Linked DNA regions of Mus musculus: region 2 is linked to region 1. The links are chromatin loops, found by intact Hi-C in ENCODE. Cell type or tissue: left cerebral cortex. All regions are shown on one strand. Links, peaks and the distances in the headings refer to the core of each region. The heading gives the core; the rest is flanking DNA.

Region 1 (5,371 bases), core at 303-5,302:
CCTCAGCCAGAGCCCCCAGCCTGCAGCCGTGTCCCTACGGTTACTGTTTCTTCTTTACACGCCAATTTGTTTGAGACATGTTAAAAGGTTGTCTTTTATAACCCTCATAAAATACCATCGACTTCGCCCAGATGCAGCCAAAAAAGCTGAGACCGTCTGACTCATTTCAACCTGTGGGCCAGGATGCAGAAAGACCCACAGGAGTTCCCGCCATTGCCAGAGAACCAAGGGCATAACAATGCAAAGGACCCCATAGGGTAAGTAGCACCCACGATGTCCTGCGGAGTGAGCCACCAAGGCACTGCCACAGAGAAAAAGCAAGGCATAGGGGTGTCAGGACAAAGGTTCTCAAGGTTAAACCAACAATGGGGGTGTTAGCTTGAGAGTCTGGAGTTCAGACGGCTCCATGGTTGTATACCCAGCTCTGCTATTTGCAGAGACGGATATTAATCAGGAGCACAGGGGTCATAGAAGAAAGGCTGGCCTGGACCAAGTGTCTAGAAGGCAGGGGCTGGAAACTCAGGTCCTGGGGACCCTGTGTAGCCCACCCAGGCCAGAGATGAACTGTAGAAGAGACAGTGACTCCCCAGGCTGGGGGACTCTGACCCTGAAGTCCCTCACATCTTTAGATCGACACAGAAGTTCTTGAGTGGGGCCAGCCGTTTTCATCTTCCTGGAAAGAGCCCAGGCAACAGGCTGAGGCCCAGACCAGCAGGGTTAGGTGTGCACTAGGAGTTAGGGGGAAGTCAATTGTCTTAACTGATTAATGATTCCCTGAATCACACACCCAGGTACACACACACACACACTTGTCCCTAAGCTCTGTCTCCTCCTCTGTAAAGAAGAAAAGTGGTCAGGTGCTGGCATTGCCACCACTTTCCATTTCCATTACAACAAAGAAACATAAGAGAAATCACATGATACCACCCTCCTCCAGCGCTCAGTCCCAACTGGGAGACTGAGAACTGCCCTCTTTCCTGGAATTTCTGTTGGGCACACCCATCTACAGAGAGTCAAGTCTGAAGTGCAAGGGTGTGGTCCTAGTGTTTTCTGATGTAAATCCCCAACTTCTAGAGCATTCTCTAGAACCTCAGAGCAAACAGGGCACAGATTCCATTCTGCATCCTTCCTGCCCAGACCGCAATAGGACACTGCAGACCTGCTAGAAAGTCACTGCTGAAATAAGGCATGTGGTTCAAAGCCAGGTGCAGCCTGTGGGCTGTGTACAAGCCTCTGTCATCTCTGAGCATACATGTTCTCCAAAAACTATGAATGTACACTTCATGTGATGACCAGGTGCAAAGCTCTCCATTTGGCCACAGAACCTGCTGTTCTTCCTGGGAGGAGAACCCCAAGCCAGGATGGGTATAGCATGTAAAGTTACCTGTTGCAGAAAAAGAGAAGGATACAAAAAGATCAAGTGTATACATTGTTGTTGCTTCGTGTGCTTCTGAGACAGTATCACTATATAGAAAGTTTGACTTTGGGTGATCCTCCTGCCTCAGCCTTCCCAGTGCAGGCATCACAGATGTGGGCCACGAGAATACTGTCTGAGTTGACCCTATAAGGATATATAAATTAATCAATTTAATTATTCAATTAAATGTCTGGGATGTTGAAACTGATTACACCTGCTTTTCTATCTGTTTTATTGGTTTATTTTCTGAGATTTTTTTCCTTTTGTTTTGTTTTGTTTTGTTTTGTTTTGTTTTAATAGGGTCTCCTGGACCTCCAACTGGTCTTAATCACCCTGTGTGTAGATAAGGGTGACCTTGAATTTTTTATTTTCCTGCCTTTGCCTCCCAAGAGCTGGGATTGCAGGCGTGCACCAGCACTGTACATTTGATGTTTGTTTGTGTGTTTGTGCTTTCTAATGAAGTTCTCAGAATCTCAAGGATGGGAGCCCTCTGCCCCAAGCATCCAATGAACAGCGCTGCAGGGGCCCAGCCCCTTCTCATGCAGCACTGAGACTGGAATGCCTGGGGGTGGGGTGGAGGGTGGGGGGGGGGGTTCATGAAAGCGAATACTCACGCCTAACATCCTGTATCCAGCCAGGACTCTACACTAGCCAAAGGTGGGGCTTGCCCCCGGCTTAGGAAAGCAAGTTCAGGGTTAGTACAACGACTGTATGGGCGGAGTCGAGAGCCCCCCACGCAGTCCAGACAACCCGCTTGAATTTTAGATAAACAGCGAGGACGTGATTTTAGTGCATCTCCATCGGTGCCCTGTTATTTTTACTACGTGAATTTGACAAACGCTATCCATCAGAAAACTAGAAAAATCCCACCAGGGGAAGGAGGATCTTGAAAATAAGCGCAGCCTGGGGGGTCAGATACAACTCCGGAGCTCAGCTTCTTGGGTTCAGATCCTGATCCAACTATCTGACCTTGGGCCAATAACTTAACGGCTCTGTCTTGATTTCAGTATCTATAAATGGATGAACATCTTGGAAGACTTTCAGGGGTTACGTTTCCATCCGAGGCCCGCCCCGTTCCACCGCAGGGTCGATAACCCCCTAGCACATCAGCTGTACTTTCTGAAGCTACTGGTGGGCTCTGTGAGGCTCTTCACCCACCCTTGGCAGCCAGGGCCCCCTCAAGCCTCTGGTGGCTTCGGGGACGGCAGAAACCGCGCAGACAGCACCACCTGGAGTCAGAGTTCTCCCTTTACCAAGGGAACCGGCCTCCCCTTTCTTTCCCATTCCCGGCCCATGTCTGGGCAACGCTTCTGCTTTCGCTTGAGCTCAACTTAATTTCTCAGAGAGCTTCGGAGACGCGTGGGAAGGTCCCAGGCGCGTGGGCAGTTCCTCCCGCGATCTAGCTTGGGGATCGGCCCGAGCCGGCGTCTCCAATGGCAAGTGTGTGCGTGTGTGTTTAGAGGCGAGCGCGGGGCTTTCAGCTAAGGCTGCCGGGTGTTTGCAAACCAGGGCGAGCCCCTGTGAAAGCGGATAAAAGAAAACATTTATTAACGTGTCATTACGAGGGGCAGCGCCGGGCCGGGGCTGTCGCACGCCTCAGGGAACACTTGGCTCCTCGCTGCTGGGAGGGAGGAGGACGAAAAAGCGGAAAGAGGCTGGATTCTCTGCGCGCCAGCCCGGGGGCCTGATCCATGGCCCTCGCGACTTCGCGCCGGTGTCTGGTGGACTAAGAGATGCGCCCCCGGTCCGAGTGGCACACACGCGCGCACACACGCACGCGCGGTCCCGGCTCGCCGGCAGCTCCCTGCTCAGCGCACATCAGCCTCAACTCCGCGCCCAGGGCGAGCGGGAGCGGGTGCGGGTGAGTGCGCCCCGGGCCCGCGAGGGTGCGCGCTCGGCGGCGGGAGCGCGGCCGGCCACCGGCTCGGCAGGCAGCAGGCCGGGAGCCGCCGGGACTTCGGGCCGGGGCGCGGGGCGGCCGCGGCGGCGGAGGTGAGGAGCGATGGCTGAATCGCCGGGTCCCCGGCGGGGCGGGAGGCGGCTGGGTCCTGGGTCCTGGCGCGCGCGGAGGCCGGGGCGGGCGGGGCGAAGCAGAAGCCGGGATGCCGCGGAGGCGGCTGGAGCAGCGGCAAGGCAGAGTCCCCTACGCCCCGCGGCCCGGCCCGGCTGCGGCAGAGACGCGGTGAGGCCGCGGGGGCCGCGCGGTGAGTGGGGCGCGGGGCCGGGCCCGGATCACAGATTCCAGGGCGAGCACGGTTCAGGTGAGCCCAGCCGGTCCCCGCTGCCCGGCTCAGGGAGGGTGTTACCCGGAGGTTTAGGTACCGGCCGGCCTCAGTGGGGCTGACCGATTTGACCCCGTCTGCAAGGCTGGGCGGCTAGGGGAGGACTTCCCGCGCCCCGGTGGTTCCCGGGGAAGGGCGCGTGGACCCGCGGGCTGCAGGAGCATGGCCCGGTTGACCCCTTGAGGTTTAGATCCAGAGGGCCAGCTAGAAGCCAGACCACGTGTGGCTTGTCCGGGCAGGACCCGAGCAAGCAGGGACTAGGAACTCGCAGAACGGAGGACAAATGAAATCGTAAAACTTCTCCCGCGCCAGGTCAGAACCCATCGCCCTGCAGACCTGCGTCCGCCGCGGGCTCCAGAAGCCCGGAGGGGACGCTGCAGCGGGGACTGCGACTTCGTTTAGAGAGTAGTAGTTCATTCATTCATTCATTCGACAAGCATTTGTGGCGCTCTGAGTGTACCAGGCACGGAGTGTCACCCAGGGAAGCGCGGATGGTAGTGTTAGTCCCTGCGAGGGCGGCTGGTGGCGAAAGGAGGCTCCAAGTGGGCAGATGGAAGGAGCCACCCGCGGGGCCATGGGTCTGCTTAGTGATCTCTGCCTGGAGGGGACCCTGAGAGCCTTGTCTCCCTACACAGAAGGACGCTCTGCACAGAGCATGGCTGTGGTGACCCCCGCCTTCCCCCTTCCCCCTCCCCACTTCCTGAAAGTTCTGATTGGCCCCACCCCTCCAGGACTGGCTCTCCTGCAGCTTGTTTTAATCACTTTTTGAGTTAAAAGTCAATATTTAATTAACCAAGTAATTACATTCAGCTTTCGTTTGAATCTGGATATTTGCTCTGTCTGTGGGGATGCCCGCCCTCTTCCCCCTTTCCATCTGTCCTTGCCTCTTTCCCACGGTGCACCCCCAGCTACTCTGGAGGTGACAGAGAGCAGGTGATGTTGGCTTTCCCTGGGGACACCCTGGATTTTGTTCACCTTGCAGTTCATGTGACCCGGTCCAGCTCCTTGCCCAGAGGGGATCAACTGAGATACAACCATTGATTAAAAGGGGTGGGAGTTCCCTAAACACCCCTCCCCCCAAGATTCTCCACCCAGCCTGGCTGGTCCCCAGGGAAATCAAAACAACCTGTTTCTATGTGGTTCAGTGTTGAAATCAGCAGTTTATTGAGGATAGTGTTAGCTTGGCCAATGGCATGATGAACCCGCTGTCCCTGCCCTGGGCTGAGGGTAGTGTGGCTTTGGACTTTGTGTAACCCTCTTGAGGGTTTTTTATTTGAATTTACAACACTTTCTGAAACCTTAATAGCATGTTAGGTTTTCAGGCTTAAAGTTTGCTGACTCAAGACTGGCCCCGAGGGAGAAACTCCAGGCACCCTTGTACAGTCTGTGTGCCTGCGTGGGACCCCCTGTCCCACATGGCCTTCATTCAAGGACCCCATCCCACAGACAGTTTCACTCTTGATGTTCCAAATGCCCTTTCACTTGGGAATCCAGCGCCTCTCTGTAGTCTGGGTTTGGTGCTGGGTTTGACGGCTTTTGGCCCCTGGGTATGTGGAGGATTGTCACACAGCCATTATCTTTTCTTAGACTATGCCCTCTCTGAAGACCTGAGGCCCTTCCTGCCTTTCTGACCAGTTCAAAGAAGGTTCCCCTTCACCTCAAAGATAAGAGG
Region 2 (5,371 bases), core at 307-5,306, 260 kb before region 1:
TGGTGGCACACGCCTTTAATCCCAGCACTTGGGAGGCAGAGGCAGGCGGATTTCTGAGTTCAAGGCCAGCCTGGTCTATTGAGTGAGTTCCAGAACATCCCGGGCTACACAGAGAAACCCTGTCTCGAAAAAACCAAACCAAACCTACAACAACAAAGAAATGTTTCCTTGACTTCTTCTACAGATAAAGCATGGTTGTCACACATGGTCACCGCACCACATGAGACTTCCACGGAAACTTCTGAGGTTAAGAAGGCTCTGTGTGTGTACAGGGTACCTGCTGGCAAGGGAAGTCTAGACTGCATTCTGACTGTGTGTAGATTCCTAAAAGCCAGAATTTCTGTCTCAGAGACTGTAAGCTCCTGCTAGTATCTATGTAGTTCTTGTCCCTGTTAAATAACCAGAGGGGACCTAGTGACGGAGGACGTGTAGCTCGTGTCGTCTAAATCTGAATGCCTGTGGGCGCCATGGAGCCCCCACCCACGTGTCTGCTGGGCATGAGCCTTTCCTGCCCACCTCAGTTCCGACAGACGGGTTGAACAGAAACAGTTATTTTTGCTCCAGAATATGAAAATTGGATAGTAAATCAATAGAGAGCCATCTGTGAGCATGTTCTCACAAATTCTAAATGTGACAAGCCGGAGGACAAGGTGTCCCTGGAAAATACGGTTATTGATGTTAGTAACTGGTAAAAGAGGGTGTTTCTGGGATGGGGAGGAGGGCTGCTCACGGACAGGAAACTGTGTCCCGGTTCCCCAAGCCATGTGAGAGGTAGGTCCAGAGTGTGGGACTGTGGAGAAGAAACATCAGGGCCACGTGAGCAGAAAGTACTGCCAGTCCCATGGATGCCTCTCAGATATCTGTAACTTCTCTGTCCAGAGATTTCCTGCAGCCGAGCAGCACACACGCTACTGGGTCCATCAGTAAGTTATAGTTCATGCAAGGTAAGTCTGAGTACCGTGCTCTGGTTGAGAGGTGTCTCAGGAGACAGCATCCCTTCCTGTCACTTGCTCCCTGTCACTAGGCTGGGCACAGCCCACGTCTGGAGCCCTCATGAGAAGTCTGGTCCTGAGCAGAGCTGACCGACGAGGCAGAAGGGGCCCAGGTCCAACATGTCAATGGAGGCACTGTTTTACCTGTAGAACGTCCATGTTTATATAACACCGAGGTACATTTTTAGGAGCTGGGGAGATGGCTCAGTCTATAAAGTGATCGCTGCACAGCCAGGAGGACCTGAGTTGGTTCTCAGATGTCCCCAAACACTGATGATGCAGGTGTGAGGTAGTGGGGCCTTTAGCTGGTGAGACCCTGTTGGAGGAAGGGGTGCTGGAGCCCTGGCTCTTTATTCTCCCGTTCACTTTCTGCTCTCTGGAAGGGGAGTTGCCTTCGCCCCATCACATGCTTCCCCCTGTGGTGCTCATGTGGTGTTGTACGCCTATAATCTCAGTGCTGGGAAGGCAGAGACAGGGGGATCCCCACAGCTTGCTGGCCCTCCAGCTTGGCTTATTTAGTGAGCTCCAGGCTAGTGAGAGACCCTGTCTCAAAGAGATGCATGGTATTTGTGAAGATAACACCCAAGGTGTAACACTCTGGCCTCCACACATCCATATGTACCTGCACAACATGTGCACACACACACACACACACACACACACACTCACACACATGCTCACATCCAAAAGAAACACTTTTATTTGTATTTTTATTTTTTGTTTCTTTTTATCTTCCTCCTCCTCCTCCTCCTCCTCCTCCTTCTCCTTTGGTTGGGTTTTTGTGTCAAAGGGCTGTTATGTAGTCCAGATGGTCTTAAACTCATCCTCCTGCCTCAGCCTTCAGAATACTAGCTGGTCACAGCTAGCCCAGAAACACCTTTTTGTCCTGCTTGTGGGACTGACATTTTGTCTTAGGAAATTCCCACCAGAGCACCATCTGGGTAGACAGAGTTCTGCTTAGTAACGAGCTGGAGACAGAGCAGGAGAGTGGAGACTGAGACCTGCACCATGTGGTCGCAATGAACAAAACCAGGAATCTGTCCCCTGGAGTTCGGGTGAAGGACAGTAGCTCCAGGGTCCCTCAGTAAGAATGGGCACTCATTTGCTGGCCAGGGTGGGCTGGCAGAGGGAGCTGGGCTCTGTGATAGAGATATGGAGAGGAGAGCAGGAAGGGGAGCCTCAATCCTCCCAAGTCAAAATGGAGGCTGGCAGCATGCTGGGTCAGGTTTCTGCTGGGAAGCCAGAGCAGATGAGGGTTTACCAACAGATAAGATGGCAAAGGGCTTCCCACAGTGCCCAGCAGGGCTTGAGAGAAATTTGCCTTATGAAAAGCGAACACACTCACCCTTACTGGGCCCCGTCAAGCATCAGCCCACCAAACAAAACAGACACACACACACACACACACACACACACACACACACACACACACACACATATGGGGCAGACAGCCAAAGGGTCAGAGAGAACTGCGGTTTCAGAGTCCCCCGCTCTGGCAGCCTGTAAGTGACTTGGACGGGATATTCAAGGAGCGTTTCCATCCACAGCTGGAGTTGATGATGAGAGTCTCTGCTGTGTGCAGCGGTGGACCGAGACTCGTGTAGACATGCATCTAGACACGGTTAAGTGCTACTGAGCACAACGCCTGCAGAACAGCAGGAGCGAATCAACACGGAGTCACTGCTTTATATTGTGATTGCCGGTTGAAAAATGAGATTCTCGGGGCTTTGCAAATTTCTGTTATGTCCTGGCAGGCTTCCTCTCACAATCCTAATGGCATGTGCAGCTCTGGCTAAGCCCCGCCCCCTCCAGTCCCTCTCCGTTTTCTCTGTGTGCAGGTGTGTGTATAGGTGTGCGTGCACATGAAGGTCAAAGGTCAACTTTAGGTGCTGTTCCTCAGGCTCACCAACCTTGAGACAGAATCTCTCACCTGCTTGAAGCTTGAAAATTAGGCTAGGCCAGTGGGCCTTGGGATCTTCCTACGGATGGCTAATTTTCCAACGGTCTGCCTCTGAACCAAGCTTTTCCCTGGTTCTGGGGATCCAACTCATCCCCCCACAGCAAGCTTCTCTCCCTTTCTAGATGAGCTATGCTGACCACCCAGCAACCTTTTCCTCCCCTACCATGACCACAGGCGACTTGGAAAGAGTGTGTTCAGTTTACAGATTGTCGTCCATCCCTAAGGGAAGTCAGGACAGGGACTCAAAGCTGGAACCTGGAGGCAGGAACTCAAGCAGGGGCCACGGAGGCATGCTGCTTACTGACTGGCTCAGCTTCTTTGCAAACAGCGCCCCTGTCCACCAATCCAAGTGTAGTACCGCCCACAGTGGGCGGAACCCTCTTCCACCAATCATCTACGGAGGAAAAAAAAAAGGTTCAAGGACTTGTCTACAGAATAATCTTACGGAGGCATTTTCTCAGTTAAGGTTCCCTCTTCCCAGATGACCCAAGTTTATATCAAGCTGACAAATAAATAAATAAATCAGCTCAAGCATTTTTTTTTGGTTTTTCGAGACAGGGTTTCTCTCTCTCTCTCTCTCTCTCTCTCTCTCTCTCTCTCTCGATCAAAGAAAGTTCTCAGCTCTAACTGTGCTGGAATTTCACCCCATCCGATTCTTGCTTTAAACTCAAACTCCTCTAATAGATTTTGACAGGGGCGTGCGGTATTTTCACCCTTGGAACTCTTTTTTATTAATAAGTTATCACTGCAACAAATGCGCATACGGTTGTATGAAGTTCATGGTCACTGTCGGGGAGAGAGAGACGTTGTCTTTAGTGGCTGAGATACTTGCATGGTTTCTGTGTAAAACACCCCTCACCATGTCCCTGTAAGCAACCATGATTAAATCTACTGACTCAATAAAAAAAAAAAAAAAAAAAAAAAAAAAAAAAAAGATATGGGGACTGGAGAAATGGCTCAGTGGTTAAGAACACTGACTGCTCTTCTGAAGGTTCTGAGTTCAAATCCCAGCAACCACATGGTGGCTCACAACCATCCATAATGAGGTCTGATACCCTCCTCTGGTGCGTCTGAAGACAGCTACAGTGTACTTACATATAATAATAAATAAATCTTTTTAAAAAGAACACCATAAAAAAACGATATGAAGGTGAAAGGGGACTGGAGAGATACTGGAAGGGAATCTGCAAGGCGCGGGGGGGGGGGGGGGCAACGGCAAGAGATGGGGGGCAGGGGACAAGGAACAGATCAACATAGATCCCAAAACTGACATCATAATGAAGCTTACAGTGTGTGATTAACATGTGTCAATAAAAAGTGTAAACACACACACAATAAAACCATAGAGATTGTGGTCCATTTGAAGGTGGGATTCTGAATTCAGCCCACAGTAGTGAATAATATCCAGTTGACCCATTGTAGGGCAGAGTGGCTGCTTTAAACAGGCCTACCCATTCCCAGGCATGAGTGTCTTTCCAGTGAGTTGGCTCTCAGATGTCCGCAGACGCTGATGATGCAGGTGCAAGGTAGTGGGGCCTTTAGCTGGTGAGACCCCATTGGAGAAAGGGATGTTGGAACCCTGGCTCTTTATTCCCCCGTTCACTTCCTGCTCTCTGGAAGGGGAGTCACTGTTCCCCCATCACCTGCTTCCCACTGCAGTGCTCTGTCTTGCCATAGACCTAATCAATGGAGTCAACTGACCATGGACCAAAATGCTGAGACCTGCACAGCTCTGGGACTGACCTGACAGGAGCAACAGGGAATGAAGAAATGACGGCCACAAGTAACAGACGCTGGGGTTGGCGGGCTGTATGCCCTGGTGAAGCCGCACTGGCAGTGGTCAGGAAGCTCAGTGGGTTTATCATACGCGGTGCTAATGAGGAGGTGGGTGAGTTCATCTCAGTGGGGCCATCGCTGTAGGGGAGCTGTCTAAGGCTGTGGTCACCTCGGATGAGGGATCTGCAGTAAGTATTTTCTCCACAGACTGTTTTTAGCTATTGGTCAGTTGCTCTGTAGAGATCTGTTCTCAGACCAGAAGGCCTACACATTCCCCTGACCCATGGGTCTGAGACACTAGCATTCTTGATGTGGTCTTGCCTAAGTCAGCATTCCTCCTTTAAGTTGCCTTGCTTAGGAATTTTGTCACAGCAGAACTAATACAATTGTCTGTCCTTACAAAGTGGCTCCAACATCAGCTCTGTCTCTCTCGCCTCCCTGCTTTCAATAGCTGACTGACAGTAGCCAAGTAGCCACCGTGATCCACGCTTGTATTAATGACTAGGTGAGAGCGGAAGAGCTTCATCTTCCAATGCCCTCCACCCATGAGGGTGTCCCCGCTCTCTGGTTCCAATGCCCTCCACCCATGAGGGCGTCCCTGGGGAAGAAGTAGCGGGGGTGGGGGTGGTGGGAGATGAACATG

The links. A loop is a pair of places that touch in the nucleus more often than their neighbours do. Peaks named below come from ENCODE experiments on the same cell type or tissue, not always from the same donor. Only the 100,000 strongest peaks of a DNase experiment are listed, where the experiment ranks them.
Region 2: it touches region 1 in a loop (3-fold over the local background); 1 of 42 quality-filtered maps calls a loop at or near these places.

Annotation. Positions count from the first base shown.
Region 1 is chr2:166,152,985-166,158,355 of GRCm38, reverse strand. It overlaps Sulf2 (sulfatase 2), which reads left to right and starts at 2,673. Exons shown (of 21, transcript NM_028072.5): 1 at 2,673-2,853. In left cerebral cortex, for the core only: a CTCF peak has its summit at 2,651; DNase peaks (open chromatin) are centred at 3,969, 3,982, 4,155, 4,712 and 3 more places; H3K4me3 peaks cover 2,982 bases; H3K27ac peaks cover 2,805 bases.
Region 2 is chr2:166,412,967-166,418,337 of GRCm38, reverse strand. It overlaps Gm30796 (a long non-coding RNA gene), which reads right to left. Exons shown (of 4, transcript XR_375242.3): 4 at 3,135-3,346. Among named protein-coding and RNA genes, the nearest start is that of Gm30796, 11 kb to the right of the region's middle. In left cerebral cortex, for the core only: no CTCF peak of the experiment used is centred there; DNase peaks (open chromatin) are centred at 507, 1,924 and 2,693; H3K27ac peaks cover 363 bases.